Linked DNA regions of Mus musculus: all the other regions are linked to region 1. Evidence: chromatin loops called from intact Hi-C (ENCODE). Cell type or tissue: left cerebral cortex. All regions are shown on one strand.

Evidence for each region. A loop is a pair of places that touch in the nucleus more often than their neighbours do. Peaks named below come from ENCODE experiments on the same cell type or tissue, not always from the same donor. Only the 100,000 strongest peaks of a DNase experiment are listed, where the experiment ranks them.
Region 2: a loop joins it to region 1, with 5 times the contacts of the local background. A loop is called at or near these places in 2 of 42 quality-filtered maps.
Region 3: it touches region 1 in a loop (4-fold over the local background); 2 of 42 quality-filtered maps call a loop at or near these places.

The regions. Positions count from the first base shown.
Region 1 is chr13:107,541,733-107,549,732 of GRCm38, reverse strand. All of the region lies in intron 1 of Gm32004 (a long non-coding RNA gene), which reads left to right. Gm31920 (a long non-coding RNA gene) reads right to left here. Exons shown (of 4, transcript XR_382877.3): 1 at 7,341-8,000; 2 at 6,314-6,494. Among named protein-coding and RNA genes, the nearest start is that of Gm31920, 4.7 kb to the right of the region's middle. In left cerebral cortex, no CTCF peak of the experiment used is centred here; DNase peaks (open chromatin) are centred at 2,456 and 3,407; H3K27ac peaks cover 1,290 bases.
Region 2 is chr13:107,693,949-107,701,948 of GRCm38, reverse strand. No RefSeq gene overlaps it. Among named protein-coding and RNA genes, the nearest start is that of Gm52061, 8.6 kb to the right of the region's middle. In left cerebral cortex, a CTCF peak has its summit at 3,772 (motif pointing right); DNase peaks (open chromatin) are centred at 1,967, 2,122, 2,482, 3,428 and 1 more place; H3K27ac peaks cover 1,921 bases.
Region 3 is chr13:107,490,018-107,498,017 of GRCm38, reverse strand. Gm31803 (a long non-coding RNA gene) reads left to right here. Exons shown (of 4, transcript XR_873923.1): 4 at 1,857-3,878. Among named protein-coding and RNA genes, the nearest start is that of Gm31803, 11 kb to the left of the region's middle. In left cerebral cortex, a CTCF peak has its summit at 4,201; DNase peaks (open chromatin) are centred at 4,103, 4,661 and 7,801; H3K4me3 peaks cover 222 bases; H3K27ac peaks cover 504 bases.

The sequences.
Region 1 (8,000 bases):
GAACTCAGAAATCCGCTTTGCTTTTCAATAACATCCTTCATTACTTTGCTGCTTCTGTGTGCTTTCTAACATGGCAAGAACCTGACAGCACTAGTCTGGAGAGAGCACTGGTACCAACTAGTCCCTGCATTGGGTACTTTTGTGAAGGGCTCACACTGCCATCCTAGATTACAACCCTGAGAGTTCCCACTATTTCACAGTCAGGGCAGGTCCAGTGTTTTGTGTTTTGAGATTATTGCACTGGCTGTCTGGCAGAAAAGGATTGGAAGGTGATGGGGCTGGATAGAGAGTTATTAGAAGACTGTAGTAACTGTCCAGAGTAGGGGATGATGGGTATTCTGGAACACAAGGTAGCAGTGTAGATGGAGAGGATTGGCAGACTCCAGGGATGTTAAGGAATAAAGTTGACAGGTCTGGCAAACTCTATGAAAACTCAAGAGGTACTATCATTTCTGTGTGTGTGTGTGTTTTTTTTTTTTTCTGAAATATGAGAGAGCATAAGAGCCCACAGTAGGTCTTTTGAGGACACTAGCATAAAAGCTATGGAACAGCCAGTGTTTTAATTCCCTCTGTCAAGGGCCTACTTGGTAGGAATGCACAGTGACAGATGAGTTTGCAGTAGAACAACATGAAGACAGTAGTTTCCTTGGTCACTAAACCCCTCTTTAACTTCTAAACCCTACGTGGACTCTACCACTCAGCTGGTCTAGATGGGGGTCAGTCTTTGTATCCTTATTTTGACAACCACCCCAAATAACTATAGTTAAAAGGCACTGATTTCAAATATGTCTTTCAAATCTGGCAACTTGATATGGAAGCATAGTTTTTGTTCTTGATGGCATGGTCTTCCTTGGCTAAGTCCCAGATTTCCTGTCTGTAGGAGACTTTGAAACCCCATCTCTTCGAGGTTCTATGAGGGTTGATTTCCATGTTGCCCCTGGTTCATCTCTGCTAATACCTTGCTTGGTGTGGTAGATGGCCTCTATGGGCTCAGTCAATACGACTATGATGACTCAGGGATCAGGAAGCCCAGAAACCTGACTGGGTCACAGGTCAACCCAACCCTGAGGTCTCTGTAAATGTCACCTGACTCAGTTCTTACCTACATTATGTTTTTTCTTTTCCACATAGTGAAATCCAGGCCCAAGGAAGAAACCATTTACCTAAAGGCAGGGCAAAAGCAGGGAGCTGGGAGCTCAGTCTTTTTTCTACATACCATATCGGATTCAGGCCATGGATTATTCTAGAGAAAGACTCATTACCAAGTTGGTGGCACCTGAGGGGACAGCCCTTGCCTATTCTGCTTCAAACTTCTGGGCTGAACTAGCTGTACAGTGGAAAGCAGAGGACAGTTAGCAGCCAACGAGGGTAGATATCAAGCAGGAGGTTAGTGGGTTAGTGATGCCTGAGAACAAGGACAGGACAATGGGGAGAGGAGGCAGCTCAGAAGCCAGGAGCAGAAGGGAAAGGGCAAGAGAGTTGATGATGTCATGTTGGGGGGGTGAATATAGAATTATACATCCAGGATATGGCTAGGGTCTGAACAAGCTGACATATATCAGCTGGCACAGTAAGCTGGCAGACAAGGACTGAGTAAAACATGATGGTAAATGTATATTACCTTTCTCCTCGTTTAAAGGTGGCCCCTACTCCTAAGGGAAGGATGGAAAGCCATCTTCTTCTGTAGGGCCTCTGTGTGGATCCATCCCCCCTTTTTGGGACTCCCCCATCCATTCATACATTTATAGAGTTAGCAGGATTTATAGAATGTCACCTCAGGTCTTTGGGGGTATATAGAAGGGCTAGCTATCAGAGAAAACTAGTCTCTCTGGCCTGGAAGATTTTGATTTTTATGCCTTTTTTTTTTTCTAGACAGGGTTTCTCTGTGTAGCCCTGGCTGTCCTGGAACTCACTCTGTAGATCAGGCTGGCCTCGAACTCAGAAATCCGACTGCCTCTGCCTCCCAAGTGCTGGGATTAAAGGTGTGCGCCACCACGCCTGGCTGATTTTTATGCTTTTTATGTGTATTTGCTGGTATCAAAGTAAGGGATTTGCTACTGTGCAGCTACCACTGCGTTCAGATACCGTGTTGGGGCCCGAGGATGTCCCAAACCACTGCTGGGAAATGCCAACTTTTTATAAAAAATTAGGAATTAGCTCGAGCAGCTTGCCTGCTAAGTGAAAAAAAAAATTACATAATTTCTTCTGCACGGCTGCATGAAGCAGAGGTTTTCTTTCTTTCTCCCCCCCACCCCCCGAATGTACAGTAAATCTCAAGTGATTTATGTCATGGCACCTCTCCTTGAACACAATATAACATTGCTACCAAATTTAAATAAAAAATAAATGATGTGTTGTGCTAGGAGATTCTCCTGCCAACAGCTCTCGCACAATTAACACACTGGCAGAATGTGTTGCTAATTCCATGCCACTGGCGTGTTTTCTGCTTCAGAATATAGCAATGAAATCGGGTCAGAGATCCAATAATAACGAGCGTTCGTTAAAATATACAGCTCTGTGTGGTAGATATATTGTAGGCATGGGCGGGAAGTAGAAAGACCCACAGTGGTGCATTAAATAGCTCAGTCCCCCAAATAGAACTGGAAGAATTTGTCTTCAAGCTTCAGCAGAGAGAGAGGGAACAGCATGGAGAGAGAGAGAGAGAGAGAGAGAGAGAGAGAGAGAGAGAGAGAGAGAGAGAGAGAGAGATAGAGAGAGAGATAGTTCATCCCAAGTCCAGGGTTCCATGTTGGAAGAAAGGGCTTAATTATCAAGATCTGGCCACATACAAGGGAGGCAAGGAAACAAGGAAAACATAAACTCAACGAATCATGCAAAATTCTGATTCTGCAGGTTTCTCCAAGACAGTTTCTCTCTCTTCTCTTAGCCTCCTCACATAGGTTCTGTTCTTTTCCACAACAAAAACAGCGATGATGAAAATATTTTGGCAATGTTCAGGGCCTTTCACACCCATGACCCTGACCTCCAAATCAATTTTCTTTATTCTTAACCTGACCTTGGCTTCCATTCTCCCTGGCGTTCAATATTAGTTACAAAATCTTGAGCTCTTTGAGACCTTCTCCCCCTCCCCCAATAACCCTGGCAGGCCACACTTGTGAAGCCCCAGAGAGGAAAGAGAAAGGCTGCTTGACAAAGAGAAATAATAAGGAGATAAACAAGCCCAGTGTGTTCTCCAGGAGTCTCATTTGCACCAAATGCCATTAGCACCGTTATTTTTGCAGAGGACGGTGGAGCCTGCCTTGGCTCCCTGCTTGTGTCAGGCGCTTTGGATAACACCATACATCACCAGGCGGCCCAAGCGCTTCACTTAAATAGTGATATGTAAGGGAGAGCATGTTACATTCAATCCATCAGCCATGGGCTGGCTGAGTGCAGAAGCTGGAAAAATCGCTCACATTTCTCCATTGCTGCCTGCATTAATACCCGAAAGGGAGCGAGCTGAGAAAGGAAAGTGCCAATTTTGGCACACATGTTAAAAAGAGAAGCAAAGAATAGGAGGGAAAGAAACCATCTTCCAAACAAGGTGCCAAGGGGGCCAAGGGAGGCTTTTAACGGAGAAGACTGCTTTTCAAGACTGAGGCATTGACAAGGAGAATGAGGACTCGCTGAGACAAGAGTTCCAGGGTCAGCAGCATGCTTTCCGGAGAAGAAGTTAGCTGGCAGGGGCTATTTTTCTGCAAATTAGGTTTCTATCAAGAGTAACCGTGGAGGAGGAGCGGAGGGAAATGAATTGGAGTCTCTTGAATAATCAGGTATTGTTGGACTGTTGGAATGACCTATACACCGATGTGTGCAAAGACTGTTCCCATCCCTCCTTTCATAGGATGGGAAGCCTCCCACAGCTGTTGACAAAGTGTCCTAATAGGACGTCTTTGGGGATGACAGTGTGGCCCCATGAAACAATGGTCCGTAGAGTGTGGGCTCCACATGGCCAGAAAGGCATGGTCTTTCTGACCACTGCAGGCACGACAGGGCTGTGGGGGGCAGTGGGAGAGGCAGAATCCAAACTCTGGGCAGATTGTGGAGAATTATGACAAGAAGGGACAGAACCAGCTTTCCTTGGAGATGATAGAGGCAGTCCTTGAACTGACAGTTTAGCAGCGCTCAGTACCATATTCAGTTCAAAGGAACATCTGCCTGTGTCCAGTTCAGTTTCTGCTGAGAAGGCTCCCTGCACCCTCTTGCGGCTCCAGTTGTATCCTCCCGACTTAGATATTTGCAAATATGACTGAGACCCATGCTTGTCCATGTAGTCCAGATGCAGGTGAACTCTCAGTCAAAGTTCAGGGCTCCAAGGTGAAGCCCACAGAGATACGTCACAAGGAAGACACTCCTTATTATGCTTGTTTATCTCCTAAAACAAATGTCCTCCAAGCTGATACATTATGTAGTGACACAAAATAGTTAACATGGCAGGTGAGATTTATAGGCCCTTGAAATTTCTCAACTCCTTACCGTTAGGCCCTTGAAATTTCTCAACTCCTTACCGTTCTAAGGTGCAACCCGGTTACATCAGAAAATAAGAAGACAGCCATCCATTTAACACACGCTTTATAAGGATCTATCTCAGATATCCAAAAGTTAAAATTTAAATAGGAAAAATAGCTCATATGTTAAGAAAATAGAGTAATAGCAACCAAGAGAAATGAAGAGTCAGGAATGACGGCCAGTCTAGTTGGTGACTCGAGGTACAGGAGGGTGAAAGGTGAACAGGAGAAAGCTATGGGACAGTGACAAAAGCTGACGTCCCTGGCTGGAACCACCCTGTAATGAAACGGCATGCCATGTTCATCCTGGCAACTGTCAAAGCATAGCATAGCACCAAACACAGAGCAGGTGCTCCGTGAATATTTGCTGAACTGTGAGTCTGTGGTAACTGTCTGTCTCAGCTCCGGTTTCTATTACTATGATAGACATCATGATCAAAGGTCACGTGAAGAGGAAAAGGATTTATTTGGCTTATGCTTCCTCATTATAGTTTACCAATGAAGGAAGCAAAGGCGGGAACCCCAGTAGGGCAGGAACCTGGAGGCAGGAACTGAAGTAATAGCACCTCTATCCTTTCTGAGAGGGTAAAGCACACCAGGCATGTGGGAACTTCTGGGGCGTTTAGACTGTGGGCTTACTGTGTCTCTCAGATGCTGACTAGTTGACGATCTCAGACCTGACCTTCTCTGGGCCTTTCTCTTTCTCTCCCTCCCCTACTGCTTTGGTAGAAGAATTCTTTAAGTGTCACCTTTCAAAGACTGAGGTAAAACTATAGAGTTCCGTGTATCCATGTTTATGTTTAGAGAATTTCATCTCTCCCCAATCTCTGTGGGATGCTGTTACTGGAAGGCTGGATCTGTGGCAGGATGGCAATAGAGTTAAGATAGTCTCTTCATTACACAGTAGCTTACCCCTTGGAAGAAGAGAGAAGACCCAGGGGGTTTCCCACCTAGTGTCCAGAGATGCATACTCTGGAATACTTGGTCTTGTTCTGGGAAGAATATCTTAGAGCAGAAGATGTAGTGGAAAGTATTATGACAATGAATGACTGCCAGCTACCTTATTAAGAACCCAACTGAAACATAATCACAAAGCAGACCACAGTAACCCAGCTCCACACTCTCTACCACCCTCTCTAGGGTCTGCTCTCTAGAGCATCGCTTACCCAGCACTTAGTAGCAAGCCTGTGGTCTGAGGAAGTAGAATCACATTTTTTTTTGTTGCTAATTATTAAAGTGATCCAGATTTTAGAGTCAAATCAACAGGCATAGGAAATGAAGTCATCTGTGACTTCAGATTTTAAACATGGAACAGAAACTTTTATGTCGTTTAGTAGAGAATAAGTTGGTGTACCTTTTTTAAAAAAAATTGGAATGAAAAGATGATTACATCATTCTCTTCCTTTGCTTTCTTCCCTCTGACTCTTGCTTGTCCTTTGCTTTTTATCTCTGATTCATGGCCTCTATTTATTTAATTTGTGTGTGTGTGTGTGTGTGTGTGTGTGTGTGTGTGTGTGTGTATGCACATGTGATCTCATACTATCAAAATAGATAGTAGTTATATTTTTTGAGATGGGGGTCTCACCAAACTCTCCAGGCTGATCCTAAACTCCCAGGTTCAAGCAACTATGTCATACCTGGACATGTTTTAAATTTTGTATTCTACACAGTGATCCTCAGAGTAATTTTAGCTTCCTAGGAGAGTCCACAATATTATTGACTCCACATGCCTCACAAAGCCCACTTATCACTTGTAAAAATCACACATAAGACAGCATGTGGCACGTGTGTTTATGATTCCTTACCTGGAGCTTGGCAGCTTTGGTACTGTGACATCCTTACTCATTCACATATCCATCCAAAGACGACTGATCGACACCTATTCCTGAGGAAATATTTGGATTTCTTGGTGCTTTTTTCCCTTTTCTTTTCCACAGCTCCCATCCTGTCTTAATCCAGGGGCTGGGAGAAATACAGGTCTGTGTGCTGGAGAAGAGGCTAAAGGTTAATGATTTGTGCTTTCAAGAAAAACATAGACAATCATGACAAACATTCGGACAGCCTTTGAGTCAGAAGTCAAGAAAGTCTAACTCATGGACATTAGCTTTGTGCTAACACATATTCAGGTCCCCAGCTACTCTAAAGATGGAATCAGGAGGATCGCTTCATTCCATGAGTTCAAGGTCAGCCCTGACTATCTGGTTTTCACTCTATGGTCTTTGGACCAATGGTTTTGTCTTGAGTTTGTTGGAAATGGAAATCCCTGGACCCAAACTCCTAGCTCTGACCTACTGAACCAGAATCTCTAGGCCTAGGCTTCAAGGAATAGTGTGTTTAAAAAAAATGATTTTTACATACATTAATGTATGAAAACCACTGCCCTCCTGTTAACCAGGCTTTGCCTGAGCAAAGCCTCTTCTCTCTCTCTCTCTCTCTCTCTCTCTCTCTCTCTCTCTCTCTCTCTCACACACACACACACACACACACACACACACACACACACACACATACACAGAGCAACCAAGTCATTTATGCAGTTTCAACTCAGGGAGGGAAAAAAAATAGCAAGTTCCCAGCGATAATCAAAAGGGAAAATATTTGGACAGGTAATTTGGGGAACTGGCTATGGATCACTATGTACAATAATGAAGTTGAGCAATTAGGTTTGGAAATCCACAGCACAGAAAATAATTAACCCACAAAGTAATCATCTTGGAAGTCTCAAAGCTCATGATTAAAATAAACCTGAAACAAATGATTGTTTAACTTTTAAGCTGCGCTTGTTTTAGCCACCGTCGACTTCAGGTGTGAACTCCGGGGAGTTCTACCTACCTGGTGAGCCTGGATCTAGGATGAGAGAGCACACGTCCATTCTTCGGTGTTCCTTTCTCTGGGGGGAGATTGCTTAGACTATCAAAGAACACCACTCCAGTTTGCGTGGCGAGGTGGCCCGAGCTGCTCTGTCTGGCTCATGGAGGAGGTACGTCACACCTTGGAAGTCCATTTGCAGTTGTGGACGGGCTTCAGCCATACTGGATCCTATGTAACCTTGGAGGCTAAGATGCATGCTTCGTTTTCATGCAGCTAGCTTGCACTTTTGTTGGTGGTTGATTATTGCGAAGCATGGTGCTCCCCTCCCCCCCCCCTCCACCCAAAGGAGTGAATTAATAACTAGAAAACGAGACAGAAACGAGATCTAGAAGTCTCTGGGCTTCTGAATGTCACTGTGAGCGGACGGCAGTGGAGAGAGAAGGTTCCTTTCCATCTTTATGTGCAGGATTGCCTGTGCATTGACTTGTTTCCTGACACATGAGCCATGGCTTGAAAGGAATTCAGGCCCCAGCAAATTTTGCATTGCGCTTCAATGTGGCCTCTGGGATTGAATAAGGGCAAATCTATTATACTGTTGCCATGGAGACCCCAGCACAACTGCTGATAAAGAGTGTCTGATGTTTGGTAGGCCTCGTAGAATGGTACATACCATTTAAAGAA
Region 2 (8,000 bases), 150 kb before region 1:
CTGGAACAGAGAGCAATGAAGGACCAAAAGGACCAGACACTGTCTTCTACCAGTGCCACAACCCAGGTCCCCTGCTGTCCTGGTCATAAACCTGAGGTGTGGAAGAAGCTGACAGAAATACTTCCCGGAAATACACTGAGGTGGTTTCTGGAGACACACAGGAAATGGATTCTCTACTAGAAACTCAGGTCAGTGCTAGTCCAATGCCACCAGATTAAGGTCCCAAGTCCTCCTGTTCAGTCAGGAAGCCATTTTGTGTGGGTATCTGCTTTCCCCTTGGAGGAAGTCCTACACGGAAGTTCCATAGAGCCCTCACTTCTACCTCATGCTAACTCCCATACATCCCAGGACAATCACAGGGAACTTCTAATGTCATTACCTAGCAGCGGCAAAAGAGGGATTGATATTTCATTCCTTGGTAATTGTTACCAGCCTCAGTGCCTTTGATGGTTTTCCCCAGAAACAGGAGGACCTGGAGAGAGGGACGAGAAGGTGGTAGGTGACTCTGGCATGCCTTTATTTTGCTCTGTGCTCACAGCTGAAAGCACACAGTGTAGCGGCAGCAAAAACCTCCAGAACTGGCCGCAGGGTTGGGGGTGACTGGACCTTATCAACACCTAGTTTTGTAAAGTGCAGAAAGAAAAGGAATCCTTCCATACTAAACCAGACCCGCTAGTCAAATACTCATTAAAACCTGTCTGTGTGAGGCATCGTGCAAGAGGCCATGGGCACTGAAGGGAGAGATGTTTGAGCCCTTGTCCCCAGAAGCTTCCAGTCCCACTGTGGGATCTAAGAAAGACCCTGTGTGCATACACAGGTGGACCAAGAGATGATTAGCAAGCCATTAGGAGAGGAAGAGACGCTCAAGTGTTTAGGTTAACTTCTTATTTTTTTTCAGGGTAGAGGGTCTGGTCCCAGGTTGAGATCTGAGGAAGGAGAGGATGGAGGTGGCATGAGCCACCCCGGTCTGGCAGCTCAGCCCCCTCATAGAGTCTGGACCCTGGCTTTAAATGCCACTGTGAGGCTCTGCAAGGGAGGAACCGGGGTGTATGGTTTGAGCTGCTGAGTCAGAACACCTCCCAAACCCCCAGCACTTGGGGCTGTTTTTTTTTTTTTCCAGGACTGGTTTTGTCTGCTACGTGAGCCCATTTTGTCTTTGTGCCTCCTAACACAGTCTGTAGAACTCCCAGACTGCTTGATGCACAGTCATGCATAAAACATGTGCTACAGCAAGCACACACACACACACACACACACACACACACACACACACACGTCACTTTGACTTTTCAATGCTTTGTGCTAAGGGAAAAAGAAACAAGGTTAGCTTTCCAGCTTCCCACCCCCAAATTGTCCCCAGAATGGATAGACACAGCCTTCCTTTGTGCCGTTTGCCAAGGGCTCAGCGTGCCATGTGTGGCTGCTGTTGTCCTGACTCCTCTGGCTAAGGAGGAGCCTGCCCTCCCTCAAACCTAGGAATCTAGCTCATTTCCTGTATCTTCTATTTCACCGGACATGTGGCGCCCAGTTCCTGTAAGTGGCATGATGCAAGCCCAGTGGTTGGGGATGTGGCTGCTCAGGCAGATCTCTGTACCTTCTGCTGAGCTACAGGGCACATTCCCTCTCTCAGCCCCTCGTGTCTAGAGCAGCCTGGGGTGGGGTTGGGGCATCTCACTGGTGAGCACCTTGGACTCCAAGGAGCAGGAGAGGACGTGTGGAGAAAGCCACAAACAAGAACTGGACTCTTTCCGCAGTGAGATGTACAGATTCCTTGGGGGGACCCAGACTTTAGCAAATCAGAAGACTAAACACAGAAGAAAGTGAGAGGGCATTGGGGTCACAGGAGTCTTTGAAGAATACTTGCCTGGGCCTTGATTTTCAATGCAGTGAGGCTTCCCAGGCAAAAGGGAGTCACACTCTGCTAGTCAAGGCACACCCGACCTACATTTGATCTTGGAGAAACACTTTTAAATCGATCCAGTGCAGGGTCAGTTCGGTTTCCCAGGGGACCTTGTGTTTGACCAGGGCATGGAGAAATGATTTCCAAGGTGAGGCTGCCTAAAACTTAAGTCTAAATTTTCAAATGGAAAAGCCTTTCTGTCTTATTTCCTGGGTAGAAGCAAAATCTATTATCCACGAGTGTGGTTCAGGAAGCACATACAAAGCGCCTTGTACTAGTTTAAACTTGAACTCAGTTGTTGTGAGGCAGATGTGAGGTAGCCCCAGCAGAAGGCATTTCTTGGTGGAGGCTGACAGTGCTGCTGGTGAGGAAACCACCGTCCCCCACCCCCCCACATGCAGTCTGAGACGAGTGCCCTTTCTCCTCCAACCTCCATGCTCTACATAGACCAACCTGACTGGCTAGCACATCTGCATTCCAGGTGGGGAAAAGGAGGGTGAAGAAGGAGAGAATGAGACTCAGAGCTACATGTGCCATCTGGTCCACCTCCTGTTGGCCCAGAACTCAGGCTTAAAAAACAGAGCTAGCTAGCATCGGAAAGGCTAGGACATGTAGCCTTTGCCAGGAAGCCCTGTCCTTGGTTTGAAAGATGCAAAGTGGATATGAGTGGACGGTTCACCGTTTTTGTCTCGCATGCTCAGTGTGGAAGATCCTGTGCCAGAATAAACCAGGCAGGGCCCATCCACAACAAATCCACTGAGCTCTACAGAACTACAATCCTGCACACATCATTTCAAATACACAGGGCAGACTTTGAGAAAGGCACCTGAAGGACAGAGGCAAAGAATCCCAGGCTGACAAGAAAGTGTTGGAATTTGTTCTGGATCTGGCAGGGGTGGAGGAGGGGCAGCGCCAGGCAGAGGGACTAAACTGAGGCCCCTGGTGTGGAGAATAGAGCCAGAGACAGGAGTGTGGAAGGTGCGGGTGGGTAGAAAGTGAGTTTAGAAACAGTCGCCTAGATCATCCTGACGCTGGAAGCATCTCCAAACAGAGGGAGATCACATCTAGGGATGGAGAAGGGGTGTGGCCATTGGATGGGCTGTGAGTATGTGTGTCACCTGTACACACACAGGTGATGAGGGTGTGGTGGGGACAGAATTGTGCTAAGGCTATGTCCCAGGGAACAAATCAACAAAAGGACATCCTTAGCCACACGAGGGAGAGTGAATCCAGCCTGGGCTACAGATGATTTTGATTCAAACCAAACCAAACCAATGAAATAAACCACCCCATGGGTGTGAGGGTGGAGAATTAAGGGAGGAGGAGTTTGTTCAAATACAGAGACAGCTATTTCTCAGGGAAGGAAGCCAAAGAGGAAAAAGCCCTCTTAGGTCCCACTTCATTTTCCCTGGGTGAGTCAAACAGCTTTGTTCATGGACCCAAACCCACAGGGAGCCTTGCCCAACCAGCCCTGAGTCCTGACATAGCTACCGTCACTGAGGCCCACTCGCAGTCGGTCTCTGTGACTCCTGGCCCGTTTTCAGGGGAAACCACGCACCTAAAAGTGTTTCATGGACACATCTTGAGTTCTTTGGAGCCATATGTTCACCCTCTGCACGATCCAAAGAAACTTTAACTCTCTAACTACAAAATACATTCACATTTTTCAAAGTTTCAAAATCACGAAAAACAGCTCAGTACTTACACTCACAGTCCCTCTGTCCCATGTCTGTCCAACCCCCTCCGGTATCTATCTATAGGTGTAATCACTTTATTACCAATATGTCAAGTTTCATGTCACTTTTGCTGTGATTTTTTTTAAAATGTGTATGAATGTTTTGCCTGCATGTATGCACGCATATCATATGCATGTCTGGTACCCACAGAGGCCAGAAGAGGGCATTGGAATCCCTGGAACTGGGTTTACAGTCAGTTGTGAGCTGCCATGTAGGTGCTGAAAACTGGACCCAGGTCTTCTGCCAGTGCCTCCCCTGCTCTTAACCACTGAACATCTGTCCAGCCCCCCTTTTGGTAATCTTCATTTATAATATTAAAGCTGTTTCATTTGCTTGAACTATCTGAAAGGAAAAGTATTGGACCCAGGACACCCCAAGACTAAGTTCTCAGCATAAAGGAGATTTAATTGTCCCGCGGGGACAAAGGACAGGAAATAAGAGACAAAGACAGGAGATGGAAAGACGAGAAGGAGAGGAGGGGAGGAGAGGAGGAGAGGAGAAGGAGAAAGGGGAGGAAGAGGACAGGGAACAGGGGACAGGGAGAAGAAATATTTGCCCTGTCCTGGAGTGGAACAAAGGACTGCCTCTTGAGAGAGAGACAGACATGATCCATAGGCAAATGGGGGGGTTGGAAGAATAAAGGGGGAAACCCCATATAAGGGTGAGGTGTTTCTTTTTTATTGGACATATTAATTAGGTGAGCTAAAAGGGACTTTTGCTTGCTGGACTTGAACACTTTTGATAGCTGGACCTTGGTAGTCAGCTTCAGGAGGAGGAATTGGCCAAAAAAGGGAGTGGACCTTGGGGGCTAGCTTTAGGAATGTAATCTAATGGTTTTTAGCAAGGCAGAGGGAGTCAGAAGAAGGACAAGGCCTGCCAGAGTCGTGCTCCCCAGCTGACCAGAGGGCCTTCAGTCTCCCATGTTTATTGTGCTCCTTCCATTGGCTCTGCCACCGTGCTTAATTAAGTCTGTGGTCTCATGTCTCTTCTCCCTACAATCTTATCAAGTATACTTGACCACTGCTCCAGCATGTTTGTGTCTACATGGTCACACACACTCACAGATACATGCTCACACACACTCACAGACACATGCTCACACACAGCTGCCCACCTCGTACAAAGACCACACTGCTTCCTGAGTGACCTTCATCAGATACAGCCTGGGCAAAATCGCCTTGTGACCAGAGGATGTTGCCAGAGTCAAGCTGACCCCAGTATGGTCTTTGAACTCAGCCTAGAACCACTTCCTGCTACCAACAGGTTTTTCCTGACATATTCAGAGTTTCAGTTATCTCTCTCTCTGCCTTGGATTGCTCGTAGCCCCCCCTTTTCCATGCATGAATCCAGATCAAATTCCAGCCCTTCCGTGGAATCATCAATGGGGATTTCTGTATCTCTGTTTTCCAGTGCCCTCTTCAAAGTCTGCTCTGCACATTTGTGATAGTATGTATTACATGACACATTGATTAACAGCAAGATGGAAGAGGTGTTTGATCTTAAGTAGGGTGCTTTTATTTTAAAATAAAAGAAACATCCCAGGGTGAGTTTCTTTGGCTGAGATGAGAGGCTTTTCACTTGGGGGAATTGAGACTCCTTCCAGTACAGGACACCGTCACAGCCTGGAAGCTAGGACCAGCCCAGCAGAGTGCTAGACCTGTTTCATTTTCCCAGAGCTTCAAGCCTAGTGCCTCTTCCTGATTCCTCCCTTGGTAAGGCCAGCCTGGGTATTTGAAATTGGCCATGGCAAAGCTCTCATATTCCAGAATTGGTATAAATTCATCTATTTCTTACGGCCATGAGGCCAGTCACTAAAGAGCTGTTAGCACACTGCTGTGGACATGGATGCAGACTGGTTATTTCTGGTCGTTAAGACCTGCCTGGGTCTTAGAGGGTTCCTTTGTTCAGCTAATGGTTCTGGTCACTTTAGGTCACACATTTTCCTCTTGTCCCCTTCTCTCTATGTTATCAATTTATAGTTAACTAATAGGCAAACCCAGCTGCCGTCTCTTGGCTTTGAAAGGTTATTCACTATTCTTGTCTTGAATCTGCTAATAGAGATTTTTTTTTACATGAAAAGAAGTCACAATTTACCAGCAATAAGTAATAATTACTTCTGTATTTGTCTCAATCCATCCTAAAATAGATTAGTCAATCTTACTACTTAAAGTTTTATTGCTGTGTTGAGATGACCATGGCAAGTCTTCTAAGAGAAAGCGTGTAATTGGAGCTGGCTTATCGTTCAGAGGTTTAGTCCATTATCATCATGGCAGGAAGCATGGCGGCACACAGGCAAGCATGATGCTGTGGTGAGCAGCTCAGAGGTTACGTCCATTGTCATGGTGGGAAGCATGGCGATGCACAGGGCAGACATGGTGCTGCTGGAGAAGAAGTGGAGAGCTCTACATCCTGATTATAGGCAGCAGGCAGAGAATGAGCCACTAGGGCTGGCTTGAGCATTTGATACCTCAAGGTCTGTCCCCACAGTGATACACCTCCTCCCATGAGGCCACATCTACTCCAACAAGGCCACACCTCCTAATAGTACCATTCCCTATGAGCCTATTCAAGCCCTTTTCTTGCAAACCACCACACTCATCAAGTTTGCTTTTGGGCTGTGTATGCAGAATACGACCTGTTGTTGTGGCCCTTTGCTTTAAAGGTGATGATGACCACTGTTGCAAACCTTGGATGAGCTTTTGAGATGGAAAAACGAGTGATCTCTCTTTTGGATACCATAAGGACAATAGGTAGAGTGTTAAAGAAAGGAAGATACAAGGATGTTTGCTTTGAAATATTAAATGAAAGGGGTGTGTTGGCTGATGTTGTGAATTGAAATAAAGAATTAAAGGAGACTTTCTTTTTATGTATGTGAGTACATGGTCACTGTCCTCAGACACACCAGGCATCAAATCTCATTGCAGGTGGTTGCGAGCCATCATGTGGTTGCTGGGAATTGAACTCAGAACCTCTAGAAAAGCAGTCAGTGCCCTTAACTGCTGAGTCATCTCTCCAATCCTAAAAGAGGCTTTCTTAAGTGTGCCCTGATTTGGGATATGCTTACTCTGAGTCAGTCACTGTGGGATAGAGGAAAAGCACCTGCCCAGAACGCCTGAGGTAGAAAGTCAACGATACAAAGACACATTTAAAGAAGTGTGTTCAGTCTGTGGTTCCTTTTTTGAAATAGGCTATTTCAAGGCTATGTTTGTTATTTCATTTAATGAATTCCCCCACCATCCCTGATCATAGCTAAAGGGATTAGGAGTGATTACCTTATATGAGCTGTGCTATTGAGAATATCTTCTATGGACATTTAGAATTAATAGACCCAAACTGGGGTAGTGCTTGTGGGTATTAGATGTGAAGGGTGTTGGAGTCTCGGGGAACAGGAACAAGGAAACCATTCTGGAACTATCACATCTTTTCATGGATCATGATAAGAAAGAGGAGAAAGCCAGGCTGCAGATCGAGAGGAAGAGGAGACAGAGAAGGTGGTCAGAGAGAAGCTGTGATGACAGATGTCTGTATGAAGGAAGGAACAACCAGCTGCCTTGGTCTGAGGCTTTCTAGCCTAGTTCTAGTGTACCCTTGACCCCACTGTGTGTGTGTGTGTGTGTGTGTGTGTGTGTGTGTGTGTGTGTGTGTGTGTACGAGCTCGCGCGTGTGCACACACGCACGTGAGCACGCGTCTATGCATGGGTTTTACTAGGAAATTGAATTCAGGGCTCTAGGTATGCAATGCAAATGCTCTACCACTGAGATATTTCTCCAGTTCTCCAAATACTTCATATTTTGAGGCAAATTCTTACCAGGTTGTCCAACCTGGCCTTGAACTCACTTTGTAGTCCAGGCAGGCCTTGCACTTGTAATTCTTGGGTCTCACCCTCCTCGGTAGCTGGGATTACAGGCCTATATTAACAGACATGGCTAGTATAGCTTTCTCTGAGACTAACCTATAGCTCCTATTCCTTACTCCTAGGGCACACCCAAGTTGCCATGTAGTGAATCTACCTTTCTTTGTTTCAAGTCACCGAACTTGCTCAGCCCTGACTTTGAGTGACCACCGTCTACAGTCGAGTATCTGAAATCATTTTGCAGATGGAGCCTTTTTGTGTGTAAACTGGGGGACTCGCATTTATCTTTAGAGCTATCTGAAGATTAGGAAGCATCCAGAAAAATACTTAGATCTTAGTAATCATTAAGTGGATGGGAGGTGATATTTTGTGAAACCATGGAGCTTGGCACCTACATTTAGGGGGAACCGCAAGTGCTCGTTGGCCAATGTTTAGTTCGTCAGTCCTCATACCCTTGATCTTCTCTCTACCTGAGATGCCTTTGCTGTCATGTGTGCTGGGCAATACTCC
Region 3 (8,000 bases), 52 kb after region 1:
TATATGCAATTCCACCCAGGCTCACTCATTAGAAGGTGAATTTATTTTGATAGTTGGGACCATTCCCAAATAAACAACAAATAAAACCTCAGCCTTACAGGACAAGCTAAGTAGATGACGCTGGAAAATACCATTTTTCCACAACAAACAGTCTACTAACAACCAACTGCAGTAACAATCTTGTCTAGACGCCTGCTTCATGTACTCAATTATAATTTTTTTGAGATGGGGAAAATCTGAATTAAGATTAAAATGTGAAATTAGCACTCATTTTTAAGGCACGGGAATGGCATTCTTGTCATATAAGATAGCGTTAGTGTTTTAATAGTCTCCTAATTAAATATTTATATTGAAGAGGACTGGAATAACATGACAGAGTCACTAGGATTTGTGTTAAAAGAGAAAAAAAGGCAAAAAGAAGGATAGCTGGAACAAGAGGCTGAGAATCACAGTTGTTGAATCCAGCCCAGGAATATAGGCAGCTAGCTATACTATTCTCTCCATTGAAAGCATGCGTGGAACAATTAAAAAACAGTTCCGCCGAAATAAAACTAGTTTCTTACCATTTGCAGTTCCTGAAACATCTCTAGGTGGAAAGCTCTCATCTCTTGTTAATTCTTCCTTCAAGCTAATGCATAGGAGACAGCCTCCATCTGTGTACCACGGATACATCACCTGCTCTTTCTGACATATTACAGCTGCATCAGGAAAGTGATGGGTGTGTCTAAAGTGTGTCCTCTGTACTCATGTTAAAGACCCAACCTTAGTGCCTCAGAAAGTGTATCTGTAAAAATATAACTAAGGTGAAAGGACCTTATGTGGGCAGCTATGGAGCTTTGTGTTTGGGGATATAGAGTTTTCTGGGAAGGTGATTAGGTTAGATTGAGACAGTGGGTAGACATTAGCATAGTTGGTGTCTTTGTGATAAAGAGAAACACCAAGGCACAAAGACAGCAACCATAGAGACAGCTAGAGGTGACTATCCACTGGCCAGGCACTGAGGCTTCAAAGGGGACCAGTCCCACTGGCACCTTGATCATGAACTTCAGCCTTCAAAGCAGAAAGATGGAAGTTTGTATGTTTGAACCTTTAGCCTGTGGCCCAGGCATACTGGTCCAGGATGGGATGGAGGTGGGGGCCTGCATTCATTAGCTGCTGGAGGGCACCCCAGGCTGCTCTCCCTTTTCCCAACAAGAACTTCACTCCTTGCTAGGATCTCCCCTCCTGTTCTCTTTGTTTCCAGAGTACAGGAGTGAAACCATGGCTCTGGTTGTCTTGCATCAGCCAAATTGCTGCCTGAACCCCGGATTGTAACTTCTCCTTCCAGAACTTACCATATCTCGTTCACACACAAATTACCCCTGGGAGATTATAGAAATTTAAAAATAAATAAATAAACTTCTTGAGGGATTACAATACAATAGTAGCCTATAATTCTTCTTTCATTGCTACTGAAAGAGAAATGGTGCCCAATAAGTAAAGCCTTTATTATATCTTAGAAGAAAGAAAGCTCTTATTTCTGGTTCAGAGATTCAACATCATGGCATTTATAATTATATTCTGGAGTCAACATTGTTAAAAATTTGGGCTTTCATGCTAAAAAGTGATTTTTTAAAAAAAAAATATATAATTACCTACTAATTCTTCCCAAATGGTATGACTTGCCTTTTTTCTCTCTTTTTTTGAATCATAACTCATCTTAAACAATCTATTTTTTTTTCTTTTTAGAGGAAGTCTAAAATAACACATGGGTGTCTCGGCCTTGGCACAGCTAAACCCTGGAACATTGAACTGAAGTCATAACAATGGGTAATATTTTAATATAATGAAAAATTATCATTAACTTTTCTCGACAGGAAGGAAATGAATTTTCCTCATTGTACACATTCCGAGAAAAATGAGGCTAAGACTATTTCAAAGGATGTTCTACCTAATTCGAATGGGCTTTAAGTGCCATCTTCACAATAGCGCCAGAGTCTGGTGTCAGCAAACTGAACAAATAGAGCTACAGGGAGCGAATGGGGCTGGGTGCCTCTCCAAAACATATGCAGATGAACTTGAGATTTCAGAGGACGGTTAATCCTACACAGCAGTCAAGTGCCTTCCCAGGGGTATGTCTCAGATCTCAGGTAAATCGCTATCTTTATCGCATTCCTTTCCCCCTGACTCGGAGCGAATCTCCCATTAAGCCTTCATAAGCCCTTTTCAACTTAAAATGGGACATAGTAATATTAAAAATGTGCATTTATTAAATACTCTATGAAAGTCACAAAAATCTTCAAAATATTTTCCTTAGACACCTGGGACAGGAGCTGAGCTTCAGAAGCCAGGATTCTCAAAAGTTTCCTTTGCTACAATTTCAATTACAGCCCCTCCCACCCCTCAGAGAGTCTGCCTGTTCCACTCTCTAGTCACCTCCCCCTCCCCCCACCCCAGTCACTATATTCTTTTGTTATCAAAAGTATAAACAGTTGTATAATAAGACACACATTCCAGGGCTCCCTTCCAAACACTGGCTGCCACGTCAAACCAAAGGGGACGAGCAATCAGACTCACCTCAAACGCCAGTTAAGAAAGCCGGCCTTACTTAAGCAATCAAGGGCAAGTGATCAGCCAACTCTGCTTTCTTTCCTTTCTCTTGGATCATTTATAGACCTTGTGGCCGTGGCCACCACATTGAGAAGCCCTTGGTCTCTACTTGGACTCACTATAGCAGGTAACTATTACAGTACAGGGCAGAGTGCTGTGTTCTTTCTGCAGGTCACTGCTTCATAGATTTGGAGTGAGTTAGCCTTCCTACTCAACCGCCTCCCCCCACAATCAACACACACACACACACACACACACACACACACACACACACACACACACACGGCTACTTTGCACACTGGCCTTATGGGACTGAATGTGTCCCCCTCAGTCAAGGTGTACCCCTCCCAGCGAGGCTGGCCATCTACAACAGCAACATTTTGGTGTCACTGAGCTGACTGTCATTTGTAGCTGGTGAGGCTAACTGCAATTTACAGCATTGATTATAACTTTGTCACAGATCAAGGTTCGGGCCACCTCCCTTACCCCCGTTCTCTGATGAAACTCTGGGGAGGGGATTTCTGCCTGAACAACTCCTCGTGAAGCTGGCAAAGCCTGAGATGGGCCCACCCTCCCCTGGGTAGAAAAGACAATCCAGAATGCAGCAGCATTCGTGAGCCTTATTCCTGCCTTCCTACCAATTGTGTGAATGGTGTCTGTGCTTGGCTTCCCTCTGGCCTGGGGTACCACAGTCTGGCAACAGAGCAATGTTTGTGCCCACATAATGTCCTGTGATTAAAAGAAAAAAAATTAATCACTACCTCTCAAATAGCCAAAATAAACAAACAAAAGTCTAAGCTTTTACAAATGGAATTCAGGCTTGTATCTTGAATGTTAGGATTCTGAAGGAGCCTGTATAAAATGATTGCTCATGAGATTAACTTAATTTACCATAAATCCTGCCCTCTCTCTCTCCATCTTCCTCTCTCTCATCAAGAGCTTCATGAAAAGAGGCAAAATTGGGTCAGAGTTGGAGAAGGCTGAGAATGAATAGAAAAACCGATAAAATTAAAACTTTAAATGTTTTCACATTCTTTCTTCCTCCTCAGTCCATAAACTCTCCCTCTACACAAATGAAGCAGGTCAACAGTTCTTACAGCTTCCTCTTTGAAATGAGGTCAGGATGCCACACTGGACTCTGTCTCTCTGTCTCCCTCTGTCTCTCTCTATTTCTCTCTCTCTCTCTCTCTCTCTCTCTCTCTCTCTCTCTTTCCCCCCTCCCGTCTTTCCTAAACTTTTCTCCGTAGTGTAGTAAACATGGAGACACAGAGAAGTAGGAAACACTAAAAGGAAGAATAGGCAGGAGATAGTGCAGGTGATGGGCAGTACGGAAGGAGACAGCGGAAATCCTTGGCCATGCAAAGCCTGAGCTTCCGTCCAGGAAATCACTGGCAAACCGCGCCAACTCCCACGCGGGAGCACAGCACTGCTGACTCGCAGTCATGAGAACAAGAGGGACAAACCCAACATGCTGGCTGCTGCTGCTGCTCATTCGCTCTTCACTTCCGTTCACAGAGCATCCTGGCAGGCATCCACTGTGCCATATGCTTTCGGGAAGTCTGGATGCTGAATGTGGTGGCTGTGGGGAATTGAGCCTTATTGCTTCATAAGATTCCTGGTGGTAGAACTATTCTGAACAAGAACACGTCCGTCCCCATAGGTGTGCTCCAAGAATCACAGAATAAGAAGGGACTTCGGAGAGAGCCTCACACAGTTGGGCAATGGGAGCCCAGAGAGGCAAGGAAGGCTCCTTGCCCAAAGTCTTGTACATCTGAATCTGCAACTCCTGACTATTTTTGAGTCTTATGCTCCAGGCTAAAACTTGTGACTTTAAGTGTGATGTTCTCGGTGATGATTAATCTAGGATGTTTCTGTTGTTTTCTTACCGTCAAAGAATTAACATCAAAAGGAAAGGAAGGAAGAAATGTAGAAGTGAAGGCAAGAAGGAAGGAAGGAGGAAAGGAAGGAAGGAAAATATAGGCTTTGGGTAAAAATAAGTTTCTACTCAACACTGACAAAGGTACAGGTTTTGGACATTGGTTTCCTAATCTGTAAATGAGGAATAGTCATCACATCGCTGTCCTGGCTGGTTTTGTGTGTCAACTTGACACAAGCTGGAGTTATCACAGAGAAAGGAAAGAAAATGCCTCCATGAGATCTAGCTGTAAATGGATTAGTGATCAAGAGTGGGAGGGCCCAGTGTGGGTGGTGCCATCCCTGGACTGGTGGTCCTGGGTTCTACAAGAAAACAAGCTGAGCAAGCCAGGGGAAGCAAGCCAGGGGAACATCCCTCCACGGCTCTGCATCAGCTCCTGCTTCCTGCCCTGTGTGAGTTCCAGTCCTGACTTCCTTTGGTGACGAACAGCAATGTGATAGTATAAGCTGAATAAACCCTTTCCTCCCCAACTTGCTTCTTGGTCATGATTTGTGCAAGAACATAAACCCTGACTAACACAATCACTATTCATCTCTTACAGAGAATACATGGACCAAACATACCAGATACATGGTAACTGCAAGGGTTAAAAAAATGCCCTCCAAAATTTCAGAGCAAGCTCTGTGTGTGAGGAGCTGTCAGTGGGTCTGAGTGAGACCTGGGTCCTTCTGGCGAAGCATCCTGCCCTTACTGAGACTTGCTCAGCTGCCCATAGCCCCAGAGACTGAAATACTTCGATTGAGACCACTTGTGTGTGGACACACATGTGCTCAAATCACAGTGTATTGAGTTGACTTTCCAAAACTATCTAAGAAAATCAGTTTCTAAGGTGGTGTTTTGTTACAGGCCCCCATAGCCTAGCCCAACCAACGCCATGATGGGAGTCCCATTCGGGCCTTGGAACAGAGCAGGAAAGCAGCACCACTTGCCAAAACAAAAGGAAAGGGCTAACCCATCAAACCCATGGCTTGGGGAAAGCTCCTAATTGTGCTAAGCTTGCTTTTTGGCTTTTGCAGTTCTATTTCTGGTTAACTGTTGTTTGTTGTTGTTGTTGTTGTTGCTAACTGTACTGTGTCAATACAGAGTGTGGCTTTTGTGCTTTAAAGCTCACCCTGAGAAAGACTTGAGACTTGACACAGGTCTCAGACACCCAGAGTAGTCACTGTCCATCTAACAGAGACTTGAACCCGTGTCTGAAGGATCCTCCTGGTGGGTCCCTCATGAAGGTTTCAAGGGAGGAAATGACTGTGGAACAAATATCGGAGTCCTGTGGGGATTCTTGATGAAACAGAAAGAGAGAAAACAGTTGTAGACAAAACATGGTATTTAAAAAGCAGCTTGGGGCCCGGGATGGTGACTTCACTGGTAAAATGCTTACCTGGCAAACATGGGAACCTGAGTTTGATCCCCAGAAACTACACAAAAATCCCAGATGTGGAGCAGTGGTGAGAACTGCGTAGCTGAGACATACAGATCTCTGGAGCTCGATGACCAGAGAGCCTGCCAAGCTGACTGGATCAGGCTCCTGACCTAGGAACAATAACTGGAATTGGCCTCCAGCCTCACATGCATGTACCACATAGACACACATCCAAATTCATGCACATGCGAACACGTGGCTCCGAAGGGACAAACCTTACTGTCACAAGAAGCAAGTTTAAGTCCCTAGTTCGCCCTTCCCACTCCTATGGGATTTTGTCACAGCAACAAGACAAAAAAGTAACACAGGGAACAGAGGAAATTGCTCCTTTGTGAGCATCGAGAGCAGACAGCCTTAGCTTAATTTGCTTGTCATTCTGGATGGGCCTTGGATAAAGGCAGAGAGCCTTGTTGCTGCTATCTCTGGGAGGGGACTGCACAGATGCATGCAGGAGCACAGGCTCACAGGCACACACGTGCATCACCACACTGTGGCCTTCCAGGCTTTGTGCACACCCCACAGCCAGCCAAATGTGAGCTCCGTTTTCACGGAGTCTCTTAAGAAGGCTTTTCATTTTGGAACTGGCCAGATAAAGAGGGCCACCTCACCAGCATTGCAACGGGCTCATTTCTTTATTGAAATGACTCGAGCTGTACCCTTTGTGATCCCATCACACTGAGATTCAAAGACAGGAGGAAAAGCAAGTAATTAAAATGCATAAAGCTGAAGGGCAATTACTGTCATATACCCGATCAATAAAACAACAATGTTTAAGGCAAGCGTTTGCCATAGTAGACTAGCAAATAGGAGCTCTGCTGTGTTTGGGCCAGGCAAAAAGTTCCTAAATGTGTACCACAAAGACCAGTCACACCTTTCAGAGGCCTTGGCATACCGATAGAACAGATTCAGAAATGTAAACCAAAGCCCTCCAATTGTTCTCTGTTTCGGAGACATCTCAGCGAGAGGTCATATTAAAGGCAGGATTGTCAGTCCTTTTCTCCCCCAAACACATGTAAATACGGGGTTCACAAGCCAAATATACTTCAAGAAAACATGGATTTTAAAAAAAGCGAGAAAGCTTTCTTTATGAAAATTAGTAGCTGCCAACATGAATTCTCGCGCTCTGCTGGGCCAGGCCAACTGGGTAAGCTGCCTCTTACCCGCTTCTACCCAGGATTCTGAAGCCAACACCACGCGATGAAGACATTCTCAGCAGAGTGGAGGAGAAAAAGTGAGTCGGTGCTCTAGACTGAGTGTTTGACCTCTTCAAAACTGACATCAAAATGGAATTTCTGTGGGGAGGGCAAGATGACCAAGAGTAGGAGTTCACGGGCCAACCAGAAGTTGTCCTTTGATGACCACAAACATGTGTCCAAGGTAGGTCGAAACATGTACACACACACACACACACACACACACACACACACATAAATAAAACATCAAAGAAAGATAAATTTAATTATCAATAGTAATAGAGTCATGGCTTTTAGAATGAGATGCTGAGACCATAGGAACTCCATCTTAATGGATACATTAATGCCTTAATAACATGGCTTATGGGGCTAGAGAGATGGCTCCAGGGTTCAAAGCACTTATTGTTTTTGCAAAAGACCCAGGTTCAAGTCCTAGTACTACAGTCCTAGTTCTCCTATAGCCATCTGTCACATACATACATGCAGGCTAAAATCCATACATATAAAATAAAAACAAAGTAGATCTATAAAAGATTTTTTAAAAAAATCAACAACAGCATGGCTTTCGTCTCTAGCTTCCCTGCCATGTGAGGTATTCTTCTCCTCCAGAAGATGCAGTAATGCTCCCTCAGCAGTGGAGACCACGCCTCACTAGACACCAAAGCATCCCGTGGGCCGTGGACTTCGCAGTGTCTGGAAGTGTGTGAAGTGCAGTGTTGCTCATTATAACTTACCTAGTTTTTCCTGAATTGTTGCAGTCGCGTGTGTGGCCTACAGCAGATACAGAGAGGCAATCTTAAATCTGCCCAACATCTTAGAGTCAAATTTGTCATTTAGGAATATACTAGGAAGGCACTAGAAA